2 separate regions of the Homo sapiens genome follow, and region 2 is linked to region 1. A link is an interaction called in ENCODE POLR2A ChIA-PET data of the cell type or tissue named here. Cell type or tissue: HepG2. All regions are shown on one strand. Each heading gives the region's core, and the rest is flanking DNA. Links, peaks and the distances in the headings are about the cores only.

Region 1 (2,913 bases), core at 212-2,711:
CATGCCACAGGGGTGGCAGCAGACTTGAGCTGGGAGGCACAGTTGGGTCAGTTCTGTCTGAGGAGCAGCAAAAGCATAGAGGAAGGGCCTCCTTTGCAGAGTCTTGAGAGATAAGTTGTGAATAAGGAGGGAGCTCCAGGCAGAAGGAGCAAAGTGGGCAAAAGCCCTGGGGCATGGAACAGACTGCTACCTTCAAGGAATTGCCACTAGCTCAGCAAGACTGGAAGCAGAGTGCGAGTGGGGAGCAGTGAGAGAAGGTAGCAGAGGGAGCGGTCATCAGGAGCCCTCAGCAGTCCTGAGCCTTGGTGGCTGCCCTCAGAATTCTGTCCAGGGCTCAAAAGGGCAGGAAGCTGTCATAGGGTCCACCTCCCTTGCATCCAGAACTCAGGGCTCATGAGTACATGAACTGTCCTCACTGTAGAATAGGACAGGGTGGGGTACAATTGGGAGGAAAGAAAGGTGGGGTTGGGGAACCTGCTAGCATTAGAGCCCCTGAGACCACCAGACTGGGCCAGGAGAGGTGAGGCAGATGGGGAGTGGGGCATCTCCTGACATTGGAGTTCCTGATTCCCCTCATGGGGCCAGGTATGTGGCTATCGCCTACGCCTGCACTTTGATGGGTATTCTGAGTGCCATGACTTCTGGGTCAATGCCAACTCCCCTGACATTCACCCTGCTGGCTGGTTCGAGAAGACGGGCCACAAGCTGCAGCCTCCCAAAGGTAAGGCCTAGCTGGGTTGGTCACAGTGAGGCAGTGAGTCCTCAGACCCTTCGCTTCTTCCCCTTGGGTCCCCGGCTTCCAGCTCTTTTGTTTTCTGACCCTGTACCCTGTTCCAAAGCCAGCCTCTCTTCATCGCATCCTGATGACTCTGCGCTGGGGCCAAGTTGACCAGAAGCCCTAGAACTTCCGCTTTGCACTTGCCCTTTGAGTGTCTACTCAAGTCGTGTCCTGCTTCAGTAGTGGGGAATCCCTGGGCAAGTTCTTGAGGGTTGGGGGGAGGTCCTCAGGCATGCCTGATTCTGCTGCTTCACTGTGGGGTGCCCTTGCTGTGGCCCAGCCTCTGCACGGCGCTCTGTTCATGCCCCTCGAGGGGCCTAGGTTACAAGGAGGAGGAGTTCAGCTGGAGCCAGTACCTGCGCAGCACAAGAGCTCAGGCTGCCCCCAAGCACCTGTTTGTGAGCCAGAGCCACGTGAGTGCCCCTGAGTGAGAGTGGATGTCACTCCCATGTGCCAGAGTTCACTGCAGCTGGCCCAGGGTATCTGACTCATCAGAAGGGAGCTCATGTGCTGGTTCTCTCAGCTTTGTTCTGATCTCTCATATCAGATGGGAGGGGTACAGCTGGGCAGGGTCCAGGGCCAGAGATGGGAAGCTGGTTATAGGTTTTTCCCGACTTCCCTCCCTCCTTTGCTACTGCAGATACCCTGTCCTCACATCCCCTTGGAGCCCCTGGCCCACTACCCTAGTCTGAGCACTGAGATGTCATTGCTCATATATTCTTGCTTTGGCTTGCTCTGCAGTTCTTTGGTGTAAGGTCAATGCCTCTATTCTGGGAGCTTCTTTTTCTTTCCTTTTGCCCAACATTGAGACTCTTCCATTTATTTCCAACAATTCATCCCTTGTCCTTTCCTCTGTTCAGGGCAGCTGGCAGCTTATCCAGCAGTTAAAGTATCTCATAATCCCAACCAAAAGGCCTAAGAGATACAGGGAGCCTCCATTAAAAATATCATACTGGACCAGGTGTGGCGGCTCATGCCTGTAATCCCAGCACTTTGGGAGGCTGAGGCGGGTGGATCACCTGAGGTCAGGAGTTCAAGACTAGCCTGGGCAACATGGTGAAACCCCCATCTCTACTAAAAATATAAAAAATTAGCTGGGCGTGGTGGTGGGTGTCTGTAATCCCAGTTACTCAGGATGCTGAGGCAGGAGAATCGCTTGAACCTGGGGGGCGGAAGTTGCAGTGAGCCAAGATCACGCCATTGCACTCCGGTCTCAGCAACAAGAACGAAACTCCGTCTCAAAAAAAAGAAGTATGTATCAGTCTTACTGGCTGGGTGCGGTGGCTCACACCTGTAATTCCAGTACTTTGGGAGGCTGAGGCGGGAGGATCACTTGAGCCCAGGAGTTTGAGACCAGCGTAGGCAACATAGTGAGACCCCATCTGTACAAAAAATGTCATTAAATTATTAGCTGGGCATGGTGCATGTGCCTGTAGTCCTAGATACCACAGTAGCTAGCTGAGCTGGGAGGATTGTTTGAGCCCAGGAATTCAAGGCTACAGCAAGCTATGATTGTACCACTGTACCCCAGCCTGGGCGACAGAGTGAGACCCTGTGTCTAAAGAAAAAAAACCATATTGAATGTCTAGAGTTTCCCTGGGCCCAGGACTCCACCATGCTCTTCAGGCAGAGACAGTTACTCCCCTACCCCAGTCCAGCCCCAGAGTTCATACTTGCAAGTTCCCAGGTGACAGGTGGGGTCCTGCCTGCTGTTGTGACAACGAATGCCGACTTTTAATTCAAACTATTTAAATACTGGCCCCGCCGTTGACTAGCATTGTGTTCTGGGCCAAGTGATTTAACTTCTTAAATGGGAATAGGGTTGTTGTAAAGGTCCAAGGAGGTGATGTCTTTTGAAGCTTACATGGCAGGTACTCAGTTTATACTGGTTCCCTGTCTGCCTCTATGCCATAGATGTCCGCTGTTTCTTCCCAGCCACCCCACTGTTGCCACAACTGCCTCAGGACAAGCTGGGAAGGGCTTGTCTGGGTAGGGAAGATTTATACTTGGTTCACCAGGTTCTTTGGGCGAACGCATAGCCTCCTTCCAGGCACTTACCTTCTGACACAAGCCAGGCCTCTGAGTGCACCTTGGAGGCCAGAGGTTCCTGAGTGCCTCAGGGCTCAGGTTATGAT
Region 2 (2,913 bases), core at 311-2,810, 58 kb before region 1:
TTTATGAGTACTTCCCTCACTTGATGTTGGCCAATGGAATTTAGCAGGCATGATCTATTTGGTAGGCTGAATGATGCCCTCCCCCACCCCCCAAAAGGTCCACGAGCTAATCTCCAGAACCTGTGAATATGTAACTTAACATTGTAAAAGACACTTTGCAGATGTAATTAAATAACGTTCTGGAGATGTAATTATCTGGCTAGGCCCAGTGTAATCACAAAGGGAGGCTTTTTTTTTGACTCTCCAGCCTCCCTTATAATCTAGAGAGGCTGGAGAGTCAAAAATCAGAAAAAGTTGGTGTAAAAATGGAAGCAACAGTAGATTGGAGATGCTCTACTGTCAGCTCTGAAGATGGACGGAGCCACGGAACAAGGAAACGGATTCTCCCTAAGGGAGCACAGCCCTGCCGACTCCCTGACTGGGCCCATGCCTCCCTCCCTCCCTTGATTGGCCCAGTGAAACCCATTTCTGACTTTTGACCTCCAGAACCATAAGACAATAAATTTGTGTTATTAGGTTGGTGTAAATGTAATTGCAGTTTTTGCCATTACTTTGAAAATATTTTAGGCCGGGCGCTGTGGCTCACGCCTGTAATCCCAGCACTTTGGGAGGCCGAGGAGGGCGGATCACGAGGTCAGGAGATCGAGACCATCCTCACTAACATGGTGAAACCCCGTCTCTACTAAAAATACAAAAAATTAGCCAGGAGTGGTGGCGGGCACCTGTAGCTCCAGCTACTCGGGAGGATGAGGCAGGAGAATGGCGTGAACCTGGGACTCGGAGGTTGCAGTGAGCCGACATGTGCCACTGCACTCCAGCCTGGGTGACAGAGCAAGACTCCATCTCAAAAAAAAAAAAAAAAAAAATTTTAGACCACCAAGTTTGTGGTAATTTGTTACCAAAGCTCCAGAAAAATTATTACAACACAGCTAAAGCCTTAAGACACACTTGCACACCTGGGCTTGCTCTCCTGCATCCCAGCTGTCTCCATGAGAATAATACACCTCAGCCAGCCTGCTGGTCCAAGAGGACAAGAGACAGGCTGGCCAGAGCTGCCTGTGAGCCTTGGCCACCAGCTCGAAGCAGAACCCAGCCAGATCAGCCAACCTGCAGAAATGTGAAAAGTAAAAATGTAGTGGTGTGTGCTACTCAGTTTTGGGGGTTAGGGACAATGATAGCTAACTGATACGGGGTGCTAGGCAACTCCACATATGTCCCTGCAATAACTATACGTGGTAGAAACTGTTACCCAGCATTTTACAGATGATGAAACAGGTCAGGTAAACCCACATGCCCAAAGTCACACACAAGGCAGCATTCTGAAGTTCAGTCGTTTCATTTTGCCTAAATGAATATGAGAGATATCTTCCATTTTTCCATCCCAATTCCCTATCCGCCTGTCTGAGCCTCAGGAAACTAGCCTCATGACTTCCTCCACACACTTCCCTGCCCTCTGGTTTCTGAGTGGGACGTGGAGAGAGGGAGGAGATGGAAGTTGGGGTCTTTATTCCCACAGCACCCCACCCCTACCCCCGCAGACTTAACTAAGGCTGGCAGTGGCCTTCAACCAAAGGCCATAGTGTCTGGTGTACACAGCCCTCTTGTTCCAAGTCCCGGTAACCACTGCCTCCCCTTGTCCTAGCCCCTCCGTCTTACGCTAACCATTGTAATTTTTCTACATCCTGCCCACACCATTATAAATAAGTTAATGATTTATTGTGTCGTCTTCAAATTACTGAAGTGGGGAGTGTGCCTTCTGTTTCCTGTTGTGACGCTGCAGATAATAGCAAGTAAGTTAAACAGTAAGTAAATATTTCCTATTTCAGAGGAATATAAAACATCACACTTAGTGCTTGCTTCAGCAGCATATATACTAAAATTGGAACGATACAGAGAAGATTAGCATGACCCCTGCGCAAGGATGGCACGCAAATTTGTGAAGCATTCCATATTTTAATTAAAAATTATTTAAAAAATAAAGAATAAATATCGGGGGTAGATATGCAGGCAGGACGGGGCAAAGCTCTGAGGGGTAGGGTATGCAGGTCAGCATTATCTAGTTGCAATGGTTATGTTGGGTAATGGGCCACCTGGTGGTCTAGCTGGAGGCAACAAGGCTGTAAATCAATTGTTCATTCTTTCCTGAGATGGGACACTCTCAACCTTGGTTTGATATTCTGGATCTCCTAAGGCCAGTTCCTGGAATTATTTAAATAAAAGGCATGGTTAAACATTAAGAGAGCACAGAAGAACAATATAGAATGGCTGGACTAGGTGTGGTGGCTCACACCTGTAATCACTTTGGGAGGCTAAGGCAAGAGGATCACTTGAGCCTAGGAGTTCGAGACCAGCCGGGGCAACGTAGTGAGACCCTGTCTCTACAAAAGAATTAAAAATTAGGCAGGTGTGGTGGCGTGCACCTGTAGTCCTGTAGGTCTAAAACTGGCCTGTTTGGAGATTTGGTTATTATTTCACTCTCTCCTGATTTCCTTGAAGGTTTGATAACAATCCTGGTTTCAGGCTGGGTGCAGTGGCTCACACCTGTAAATCCCAGCACTTTGGGAGGCCAAGGCAGGTGTGTCACCTGAGGTCGGGAGTTCGAGACCAGCCTGGCCAACATGGTGAAACCCTGTCTCTACTAAAAATAACAAAAATTAGCTGGGCGTGGTGGTGGGCGCCTATAATCCCCAGCTACTCAGGAGGTTGAGGCAGGAGAATTGCTTGAACCTGGGAGATAGAGGTTGAAGTGAGCCGAGATCATGCCATTGCACTCCAGCCTGGGTGACGAGAGCAAAATTCCATCTCAAAAAAAAAAAAAAAAAAAAAAAATATTGGTTTTGGCTTGGTGGTGTAGAACTTCAGCATTTGTACTCCATTTTGGTTTGGTCCATTGGGTCTAATGCCAGAGCCCAG

The links. ChIA-PET counts read pairs that join two places held together with the same protein. Peaks named below come from ENCODE experiments on the same cell type or tissue, not always from the same donor. Only the 100,000 strongest peaks of a DNase experiment are listed, where the experiment ranks them.
Region 2: POLR2A ChIA-PET joins it to region 1 with 5 read pairs; 7 of 35 experiments call an interaction of 5 or more read pairs at or near these places.

What each region holds. Positions count from the first base shown.
Region 1 is chr20:43,529,699-43,532,611 of GRCh38, forward strand. It overlaps L3MBTL1 (L3MBTL histone methyl-lysine binding protein 1), which reads left to right. Exons shown (of 22, transcript NM_001377303.1): 10 at 586-721; 11 at 1,100-1,191. Among named protein-coding and RNA genes, the nearest start is that of L3MBTL1, 23 kb to the left of the region's middle. In HepG2, for the core only: no CTCF peak of the experiment used is centred there; a DNase peak (open chromatin) is centred at 1,253.
Region 2 is chr20:43,471,164-43,474,076 of GRCh38, forward strand. It overlaps the pseudogene RNU6-1251P. Among named protein-coding and RNA genes, the nearest start is that of SRSF6, 15 kb to the left of the region's middle. In HepG2, for the core only: a CTCF peak has its summit at 2,084 (motif pointing left); no DNase peak of the experiment used is centred there.